3 separate regions of the Homo sapiens genome follow, and all the other regions are linked to region 3. A link is a contact called in ENCODE Hi-C or POLR2A ChIA-PET data. All regions are on one chromosome and are shown on one strand. The core of a region is the stretch at or near the end of the contact, and the rest is flanking DNA. Distances in the headings are between cores, read along the strand shown. Region 1 holds the start of MRPL52 (mitochondrial ribosomal protein L52). Region 2 holds the start of PPP1R3E (protein phosphatase 1 regulatory subunit 3E). Region 3 holds the start of RNASE4 (ribonuclease A family member 4).

What was found. A loop is a pair of places that touch in the nucleus more often than their neighbours do. ChIA-PET counts read pairs that join two places held with the same protein, here RNA polymerase II (POLR2A). Pooled maps may share reads with other maps.
Region 1: a loop to region 3 is called in a pooled map, with 7 times the contacts of the local background. The contact joins the promoter of MRPL52 here to the promoter of RNASE4 in region 3. A Hi-C loop is called at or near these places in 1 of 168 maps with a recorded cell type or tissue (ascending aorta) and 10 of 50 pooled maps. POLR2A ChIA-PET finds 5 or more read pairs at or near these places in 1 of 52 experiments (H1).
Region 2: a loop to region 3 is called in a map of ascending aorta, with 5 times the contacts of the local background. The contact joins the promoter of PPP1R3E here to the promoter of RNASE4 in region 3. A Hi-C loop is called at or near these places in 1 of 168 maps with a recorded cell type or tissue (ascending aorta), 3 of 37 single-sample maps with no recorded cell type and 19 of 50 pooled maps. POLR2A ChIA-PET finds 5 or more read pairs at or near these places in 1 of 52 experiments (CD4-positive, alpha-beta T cell).

Annotation. Positions count from the first base shown.
Region 1 is chr14:22,828,278-22,831,435 of GRCh38, forward strand. MRPL52 (mitochondrial ribosomal protein L52) reads left to right here and starts at 1,610. Exons shown (of 5, transcript NM_180982.3): 1 at 1,610-1,663; 2 at 1,776-1,833; 3 at 1,910-1,977. The coding sequence starts at 1,636. RefSeq lists an enhancer at 1,514-1,593.
Region 2 is chr14:23,301,332-23,304,419 of GRCh38, forward strand. It overlaps PPP1R3E (protein phosphatase 1 regulatory subunit 3E), which reads right to left and starts at 1,528. Exons shown (of 5, transcript NM_001276318.2): 1 at 829-1,528; 2 at 1-527. The coding sequence starts at 1,245. The coding sequence ends at 105. RefSeq lists an enhancer at 1-164 and silencers at 225-654, 665-724, 805-1,314.
Region 3 is chr14:20,682,782-20,686,166 of GRCh38, forward strand. It overlaps RNASE4 (ribonuclease A family member 4), which reads left to right and starts at 1,779. Exons shown (of 2, transcript NM_002937.5): 1 at 1,779-1,977. It overlaps TRY-GTA5-5 (tRNA-Tyr (anticodon GTA) 5-5), which reads left to right and starts at 492; the gene lies at 492-580. TRP-TGG3-2 (tRNA-Pro (anticodon TGG) 3-2) reads left to right here and starts at 1,235; the gene lies at 1,235-1,306. It also overlaps a transcript of ANG not described here. RefSeq lists enhancers at 161-470, 671-860, 1,001-1,130, 1,931-2,070 and silencers at 1,261-1,310, 1,581-1,700.

The sequences.
Region 1 (3,158 bases), core at 360-2,859, 2.1 Mb after region 3:
GTGAGAGACAGATGGTTGCATTATTTTGAGTTTCTGACAAGTCTTTCCAGAAGAGGTAGTCAGAATATGCATCTGTCTCTGTGAGTAGACAGATGACTTTGGATAGAATTGGAGGCAGATTTGCCCTGAGTGGTTCCCAGGTTCTCAGCTTGAAGAGGACCAAGATATTTTCCCTTCACACCTGGCAGACAGTTAATGGGCTCTTTTGTAGGAGTTTCAGGATTTATAAAGCACTTTCACTCACATTATCACTTTTAGATCGTTTTCACAAATGTAACATATTAAGCATTTTTAAAATTAAAAAATGAAGGATAAATGACTTCTCCAAGACAGTACTGAATAGCAAGTGATAAAAGGAGGGGAGTCGCCAATCAGGGTTTGCCACTTTCTAGTACCTACCTCACAGGGTTGTTGCAAGGATAATATTAAGCAATGTGCGGTGGTAGCACTTATAAAAATGGAATGTCACATCTTAGCTCCAATACAATACCCCTTTCTCAGGAAAGTCATCTTTGATGGTCTACTGTAGATCAAGTTCACACTATAAACTCACAAACAACATGTATTTCCTTTCCCAGCACTCAATGACAATATTCATGTATGTCATCATTTGATTGTCTGTTTTTTTTTTTTTAGTTGGAGTTTCACTCTTCTTGCCCAGACTGGAGTACAATGGCGCAATCTTGGATCACCACAACCTCTGCCTCCCGGGTTCAAGCAATTCTCCTGCCTCAGCCTCCCGAGTAGCTGGGATTACAGGCATGTGCCACCATGCCTGGCTAATTTTGTATTTTTAGTAGAGACAGGGTTTCTCCATGTTGGTCAGGCTGGTCTCGAACTCCCAACCTCAGGTGATCCGCCAGCCTCAGCCTCCCAAAGTGCTGGGATTACAAGTGTGAGCCACTGCACCTGGCCTGTCTTGTTTCTTTTATACCGAGAGCTCTATCAGGATATTGATGTCTGGTTTTGTTCTCCATAAAATCTACGCCTAATACAGCACTTATCACACAGAATTTTTTTTGAGACAAGGTCTCGCTCTGTTACCCAGACTGGAGTGCAGTGGCATGATCTCTGCTTACTGCAGCCTTCGGCCTCCCAGGCTCAAGCCATCCTCCCACCTCAGCCTCCCAAGTAGCTGGGACCACAGGCATGCGCCACCACACCCAGCTAATTTTTCATTTTTTTGTAGAGAGGGAGTTTCGCCATGTTGCCCAGGCTGGCCCAATTTCCGATTAACTCTAGATTTGATTACTTTTCTTAGTCTAGGAAAACTGTGTTACAGTGATGCGAGGATCTGTAGAATGACGTGGATGTTACCCCTGAGATCAAAGTTACTATTAATATCAATTTCAATGAACTAGAGACCGCTGTAGGGAGGTTGTGGGAACTGTTCAGAACGGCTTAATCTGGGAGGACACGACTTCCACTGAGAATGCATGCGCTGAACGACAATTCGTTTTCACCTCAAAAACCTGTACTGCAGTTTTGTCTCTCCTTCCGTACGATGACCCAAGATGGCGGAGCCGTGATTGAAAACCCAGATTCAAGATGGCGACTTCCTGCTTCCCCGATAGCGTCGCGCGTGGCCACCGAGGCCACGCCTACTTCCGGCTACCCCGGCTACTCCTGCTCAGCATGGCTGCTTTAGGGACTGTTCTCTTCAGTGAGTGGGTATAGATAGGGACCGTGGACTCGGGGGCCCTTTGGGGACGGGCACAGGACCCCTGATCCGGCTGCGCGGCCTCTCCCCCAACTCTGCTCTGTTCTCCCAGCAGGTGTCCGGAGGCTGCACTGCAGCGTAGCCGCTTGGGCGGGCGGCCAGTGGCGACTACAGTGAGTCCTGGGATGAGGGCACCTGGGGGACCAGAAGCTGGGCTAGGTCCTCACAGATCTGTTTTTCTCCACACAGGCAGGGACTGGCTGCCAACCCCTCCGGCTACGGGCCCCTTACCGAGCTCCCAGACTGGTCATATGCGGGTAAGCGCTGATCTGGCAGTTAACTCCACTGGGGAGATTTTCACCTAGAGGGAACGCCCCTGGACGGGGAGCTGGGGGTATCAAGGTGGGGGCGTGTAAAAGTGTTTAACTTTTTATTTGGAAAACGGAATTTGGGGAAAGAAACCCTCTTGTTTATTTTGTAGATTGCATTTCGACTAAGGAAGGTAAAGCTAAACAGGATCTTGGCTTGTGGAGATAAGCAGAAGATAATTCTGACTTGGGGCCGCCAGGGTGGAAGGGGGTGACAAGACTTCTGCGTTTTTCAAAGGGGGACATTTTTTTTTAACCAAGAACCACTTTTCTCTGTGGTTAGTGAATTTTCAGTATTTGGTACCAAATGCAGGGAGAGCTCTTTGAAAAGCTGCAGAAATAAGCGTCTCAGAGGGGTAGAAGGATGAAGACTATGGATGGCAGGCTCCCTTCAGAAAATTCTTTTACCTTTACTTACAAAAGAGAGAGGGAGGGAGAATAAATATTAGCCCTAGAAGGGAGAACCTTAGAGAAGTTGAAGCTACTCCCCATTCTCCTTATGAGACTCCAGTGTACAAGTAGGAAATTTGAGGCCTACAGAAGTGAATTGCACATGATCATACAGCTAGGTAGTAGCAAATCCAGGACTAGAACATAGGCCAGTCCTCCTTGACAACACAGAGATCTGAATATTTAATACCCTATTGTTGCTCTCTAGGGGTATGATCCTGCTTAATTGGATAATTGGTGACTGAGGAAGATGGTGAAGATTTTTTCTACTTGTTATTTACTGTAAGAAGCCTGGCATCTCCTTGTAGTAGTATGGACTATTGGAAAGACTCTGGAATTACATATGACTGCTTTTTTTTTTTTTTTTTTTTTTTTGAGATGGGGTCTTGCCCTGTCACCCAGGCTGAAGTGCAGTGGCATGATCATCGCTCACTGCAGCCTTGATCTCCTGGGCTCAAGCAGTCCTCCCACCTCAGCCCCCCAAGTAGGTGGGACCACAGGCACACACCACCATTCCTGGCTAATTTTTTTTTTTAACTTTTAGTAGAGACAGGCTCTTGCTATGTTGCCCAAGCTGGTCTTGTACTCCTTAGCTCAAGTGATCCACTTCAGCCTCCCAAAGTGCTGGGATTACAGGCATGAGCCACCACGCCCAGCCTATGGACCTTATTCTTAATCCA
Region 2 (3,088 bases), core at 278-2,777, 2.6 Mb after region 3:
CGCTCCCGCCAATCCTGGTCTCTCCTACTCCTCCCCGCCACATCGGGTCGCCCCGCCCCCGGGTGCCTTTGGTGTTTTCCGCCGTCGGCCGCAGGCGCCTCGTCTCAGATAAAGTGGATCCAGCCCTGCGGCTCCGGAGCTCCGCCACTGCCCGGGTGCTCGGGCCCACGTAGAGCATAGTCACGGCCGCCGTTGTTGTCCCAGAACTCGTGACCTGTCACACGGTAGCGCAAGGCGAAGAGCAGGGCGCCCCCAATCGGCGGCGCGGGCAGGCGGAAGGCGAAGCGGTCGGCGCGCGGCGGGGGCGGGGCCGGACCGGCGTAGGCGGCTGGCGCCTCGCGTTGGCTCCGCCAGCCGTCGGCGCTCCAGCGCACGCTCACGCGCTTCTCGTAGGCCAGGTCCACCACGCGCGCGCTCCCGGCCACGCCCAGCGGGCCCGCCTCGGCGCGTTCCAGGCAGATGCGCTGCGTCAGCAAGCGGGCGGCGAAGCCGGGCTCGCTGGCCGGCTCCAGGGCGGCGCGCGCCTCCTGGGGGAAAGAAGAAGCGGGAGGAGGGAGCCCAGGGCGGAGAGAGGGGAGAGACAGGGGGCGGTGTCAGAGCAAGGCACTGGACCAATCAGAGGCCGACCCCGGCGTCCAGGCCGGCAGAGTGCGGCCCAGCTGCCAGGGTGGCCTAGAGCCACTCGCAGATGGGGTCCCCAAAAGGGATGGGCAGGCGCAAGCCCAGGGATGGGATGGAGATGGGTGCTCTTTGGCAAATCCACTCCCACAAGCCCGCTGCGGCCGACTGGAGGAGGTCCCCAGGAGGGGAGGTGCCCCCGCCGCCTACCTGGAGGCCGCGGGCGCGGGGCTGGCAGGGCGCGAAGTGGCGGAGGGCGTCCCTCTGCAATTGGATCTGCACGTGGCGGGGCACCCGGGGCAGCTCACCGGGACGGAAGCGGCGCACGACAGCCAGCTCCAACCCCAGTGCGTCGGCGAAACGCACTCTCTTGCGGGTGTCTGGGCTACGGCTGCGGGGCGCCCGGGCCCCGCCGCCTCCGGCTGGTGCAGATCGGGCCCGGCGGCCCCGACTCGGTGCGTGAGCGCGGGATCGGGCCCCGAACCGCGTCCCGCCCTCGCCTGGCTCCTCCTCCGGCTCCTCCTCGAGGCTGGGCCGCTGGCTACGGTAGTAGGCGCGCTCCGTTAGCGCGGCGATGAAGCTCAGGTTGCGGGGAATGTCGGTGCCCGGGGGCCGCTCACGGGACATGGCAGCCCCTTCCCCGGCGGGGCCAGCTCGCAGCGCCACCGCGCTCCCCTCTCTTCCTCTCTCCCGCCCGCCCCGCGTCAGCGCAGAAGTCGCTGGGTCCGCTTCTGCAGCCCCTCGCTGCTGTGTATTCTCCTTGCAGACACCTCCAGGATCCTCCACCTCCCGTTGCTTTGCCTCTCCTCTGTGACCACCCTTCCCTCCCTCTGGCCGTCAGCTTCCAGGGTCTTAGACTATCACATCCTGCCTCCTGCTAGCGGTCTGCTCTGAGCGTGCGCTCAACTGCACTCACCCTCCGGTTCCAAGGCCCTCACGGCCCGGGCGCCCCCGCCCACAGCCCTCTGACAGGTGGCTCCGCTTGTCTTCGCTGCTGCACCAGGGGGCGGGGACTCCACCTTTGCGGTCCCGAGTGAAGCTACTCAACCTTTTAAAAAAAACATCCACGGACGGGACGCGATGGCTCACGCCTCAAATCCCAGCACTTTGGGAGGCCGAGGTGGGAGGATCGCTTGAAGCCTGGAGTTCAAGACCAGCCTGGGCGTCATAGTGAGACCCCTGATCTCTACAATAATAATAATAATAAAATGTAAAAAGTCCTCAACTTTTCCGGCACAGCACAGGAAAGGTTAACGCCGGGAAGAAAAAATAACCTTTCATTTTCTTGCAGGGGAAGGTTCAAAACGCCCAGCATGTGACTTTATCTTTGGGGTTCACTGTTTTCTTTTCTGAAACCTAGGCTCCTGGTTTGGGCAGGGGGTGGTGGTGCGTGCAAAGAAGGAAAGGTCATGAAAGCTAGGTAGAGTCTTTCAAATAGAAGGTGAGAATATGGCACCCGAACTGAGAACTGCAGGAAGACCTAGCTTCTAGTGACCTTGAGCAAGCAAGGCATAACTTCTCTGGAGTCAGTGTTCTCGTGTGTGTGTGTGTGTGTGTGTGTGTGTGAGTGTGAGATGGAGTCTCGCTCTGTCGCCCAGGCTGGAGTGCAGTGGCGTGATCTCGGCTCACTGCAACTTCTGCCTCCCCGGTTCAAGCGGTTTTCCTGCCTCAGCCTCCTGAGTAGCTGGGATTACAGGCGTCCACCACCACGCCCGGCTAATTTTTGTATTTTTAGTAGACACGGGGTTTCACCATCTTGGCCAGGCTGGTCTTGAACTCCTGATCTCAGGTGATCTGCCCGCCTCGGCCTCCCAAAGTGCTGGGATTACAGGTGTGAGCCACCCCTGAACTCAGAGCCATACTCTGAACTCAGTGTTCTTATCTGTAAAAAAGTGGTGGAGTTCTGATTTCTAATCCAAGTGTAAGCCCTTTGAGGGCAGGGGCTTTGTCTGATTCATGGTGAGTTTTAGTATATGGTAGGCACTCAAATTATTGAATGAACAAGCACCCAACAACTCTCTTGGAGTTGGGACTGTGGAATTATAGGTCCAGTGGGAGCTTCCAAGAAGGGCAGAGCTGGCTTTTTCCCCTTTCATTTTTTTTTTTTAACATTAGTGAAAAAAAAAAGTGAAGTTGTTTTTAGTTTTTTTCTAACTTTCCTACTGATCTAATATAGCACTTACAATGTGCTAGGTACTGTTGTAAGGGTTTTACAAATACTAACCCATGTAATACAACCATCAGAGGAATAGAGACTATTATGTCTAGTTTAAAGATGAGAGAATTGAGGGAGAGAGGGGAGAGGACTCTTACCCAGGGTCACATAGTTAATAATTGGGGAGGTGGGATTAGGACCTAAACAGTTTAGCTCTAGAGTCCACGCTCTTACCCGCTTGGTTATATAAGATTAAAACATTTAACAATAATAGTTAACATCCTCAGAGTGTTAAAAGAGGGAATATTAGAGTAG
Region 3 (3,385 bases), core at 529-3,028:
GAAGAGCCGAGATTGGGAGGGAAGCGCAGGAAGTGAGGACATCAGGGAGCCCGGGCCTAAGCCTGGAGGCCCGCCCTCTCCGGCGTTCACAGTTGCGCAGTCAGAATTGTGTGCGTCCCACCGCCTCAGCCCCCAGTTCTCCGACGCCCAGGTGCCGGTCCCCACCCTACACACAAACACACGCATCCACGCTCGCGAGGCCCCTGGGTCCGCGCCCAGTGAGGCCAACAGCCCTCGGGCGCCCAGAGGATGAGCAGCCTCGGTATGCCCGAGTTTCAGGGGCGCCTGCTCTGCTTGGGAGCCCCTCAGTGAGGCAGGGGAATCCAGATTTAGAAAGGTTGTCCTCAGAACCTCGGACGCAGGACTGTCTTACAAGCTGGCTTTGTGACTCTGCAGTAATTACTTTCCGGGTATAAAGAGATTTCTTTCTTTCCCGTCTCTGGTTAAGGATGTCTCGAGTAGGGATTTTTAGGAGAGTTGTTTCCGTGCTTCCTTCGATAGCTCAGCTGGTAGAGCGGAGGACTGTAGTACTTAATGTGTGGTCATCCTTAGGTCGCTGGTTCGATTCCGGCTCGAAGGAGACGCTGCTGTTTTGGGGTTTACGGTTGCTCTTCGTTTGTGCAAAAAATCTCTGTATCTTGACGTGATCAAATCTGTTTCTGTCTCTCACCCTTGTCCGAAGGAAACAGCTTAGCCGCGAGGTGGGCTGCGTTAATCGCGTCTTGAAAAGTTGGTTACCTTTCTGAAAGATAGTAGACCCGAATCGTCCCACCGTTGGGGGAAGGCACTGTTGTCTTACCGAAGTGTGTTATATTTTGGCTTCTACGTTAAGTCCAAAGGCCGGCAGATATATACGTATCGCGCGTCTGTCCTGGGGCTCAGTACCCTACAGCCTTGCAACCGAGCTCAGCTCTGGCCCTCGATCTCTATTTCAGCCCCCTCCAGGTTCCCTCCAGGCCCTAGCGGGCTTAAATCGCTCCCCGGGCTCAGTGAGACACAAGCATGTGACCTAAAGTCTAAAAAGCTGCCTTCCTTCACCCCATCCTGCATCTGGATCGAGGAGAATAAGCCAGAGAATAAGCCACACTTGAAACTTGGTGAAGATGGAAGGAATAACTAAATAAGGCCTAAGGGAAATGTCACAACAGAGGAAAAGAAACAAAACAAAAAACCTTCAGAACAGCAGGCGGAAAAGAGAAATTCAGAGTGATAGGAAGCACCACTCAGCTACAGTGGCTCGTTGGTCTAGGGGTATGATTCTCGCTTTGGGTGCGAGAGGTCCCGGGTTCAAATCCCGGACGAGCCCTCGTGGCTACTGTTTTTCCACCCCCTTTTGTCAACTACTGAAAAAAAGTCTCCGTTAAATTTGAAACACAAACTGTCTCGCGATGGGCTGTCCTGCCAAAGAAAGCAGCAGCGAATAAGTACGTGGCAGATGGTGCTGTCGACCAGTGTCAAGACCAAGTTTCATGGGTTCCTGGACGCTCAGCCAGGGGTAGTCTCTGAAGGGCCGCCTGGCAATTGGGAGCAGAAGCCAGTTTCCCGCCATCTGCTCTCCGTGGAGGCAGTGCTCTCGCGGCTGCTGCCCGTTGGGGTCCAGCTGAGGAAGGAGCGCGGATCCCAGGCTCGTTCTTTGCCTGGGCTGCCCCTGCGGCCCCTGGGGCGGGTGCTGCTGCGGCGCCAGCTCCAAGGGCGGATCCAGGCGGGAGGGGCCTCCTCGGAGAAGCGGGGCGCGGTCCCAACTACGCAGAGGCTGGCACGCCGACCCTCCACACCTCACCACGCCCCCATCTCCGTCCGTGTACACACACTCACACAAGGACGCCAACCCCACCTAGATGCAAAGCAGGATTCAAAAGAACATCTTTGCGTTTTCTACCGGCTCCCCATCATCGTACTAGGGAGGAAGAAGCGGGTGAGAAACAAAACTTCTTTCCATTGTCCTGCCCGTTTCTGCGGACTTGTTCTGAGGCCGAGGTAGGTTCACACTCCTGCTCCTCCTCCTCCTCTCTGGTAGCTTCATAAGGGGCGTTTAGGCCGGGGAGTCCTTTCCTAGTAGAGGCAGCTTGGGACTCCTTGGGGAGGAGTTTGCGGGACGGGGCTGGAGAGGGAGGAATGGGGAGGGACGTGAAAGTCCCGTATTTGTATGAGTTAACGACTTTACATTCCCACTCAGGTTTACTTTGCGCAGCTGGGCACAGATGCCAGCTTCTATTGATTAGTAGGCTTGGAGGGGGACCACAGAATCGCCGAACCTAAGGGAAGCCCTAGGAGGCCTGCACTTGCCCACAACTAAGAAAGCTTTGCTAGTTATTCAGGCTAATCACCAGCTTTTTGAAGCAGGCCTTAGTTTTTTGCAAGCGTAACTAACATTTGGGGATCGGTGTTTTCTGTTTACTCTCCTCTGCCTCCTCACCCTTAACCCACCCTCAGCCAGTGTTGTGCAATTCTTAGAGACACTTGCCAACAGCCTCTTCTCTAAGCCTTCCTACTGGAAGGTTGGGATCCTCCGTTTTCTCGCTCTGAGACAGCACGTCAAATGCTAATAGCAGCACATGAGTAAAGCGCAACATCTTTATTAAAACAATTTCAGCACCACTCAGGGGGCTAGGGAAATCTCAGATGAGCCAAGACCCTCCCTCGTGACAGTAAAAATCTTATAATCAAGTCATAATGTAATCAGTAGAAACCCAAGGGACATCATTATCTGTGGCACAGGACCACCTTCCCAGAAGCAGCCTCAGGTATTCAAGACTTACTTAACCACAGAGCCACTAACAAGTTTTGCAAGAGGATAGGTTTATTACATACGCTTCAATTCAAGCAATTCTTTTACTGATGACAAGCAGAGTAAAATAATTTTTGAATTTATGGTAATAGTCAATGTAGGTTTCCTTCGAACAGCAACTTTCAGTGGCCCCTTTAAAGTTAGCTCTGATTGTCTAGAAAGTACTAGTATGGAATATAAAAGTTGTGTGGGCCCGGCACGGTGGCTCATGCCTGTAATCCCAGCACTTTGGGAGGCCGAGGTGGGTGCATCACAAGATCAGGAGTTCGAGACCAGCCTGGCCAAGATGGTGAAACCTCGTCTCTACTAAAAATACAAAAATTAGCCGGGCACGGTGGTGAGCACCTGTAACCCCAGCTACTCGGGAGGCTGAGACAGGAGACTCTCTTGAACCTGGGAGGCGGAGGTTACAGTGAACAGAGATTGCGTCACTGCACTCTAGCCTGGGTGACAGAGCAAGACTCCGTCTTAAAAAAAAAAAAAAAAAAAATTGTGTGGTGCATTGGAAAGCTTCCAGGCCGGCGAATGCAATGAGTTCCTTGGGCAATACATGTCTCTTTCTCTGTTCCTCAGTTGGCTCTTCTTTAATATGAGGGG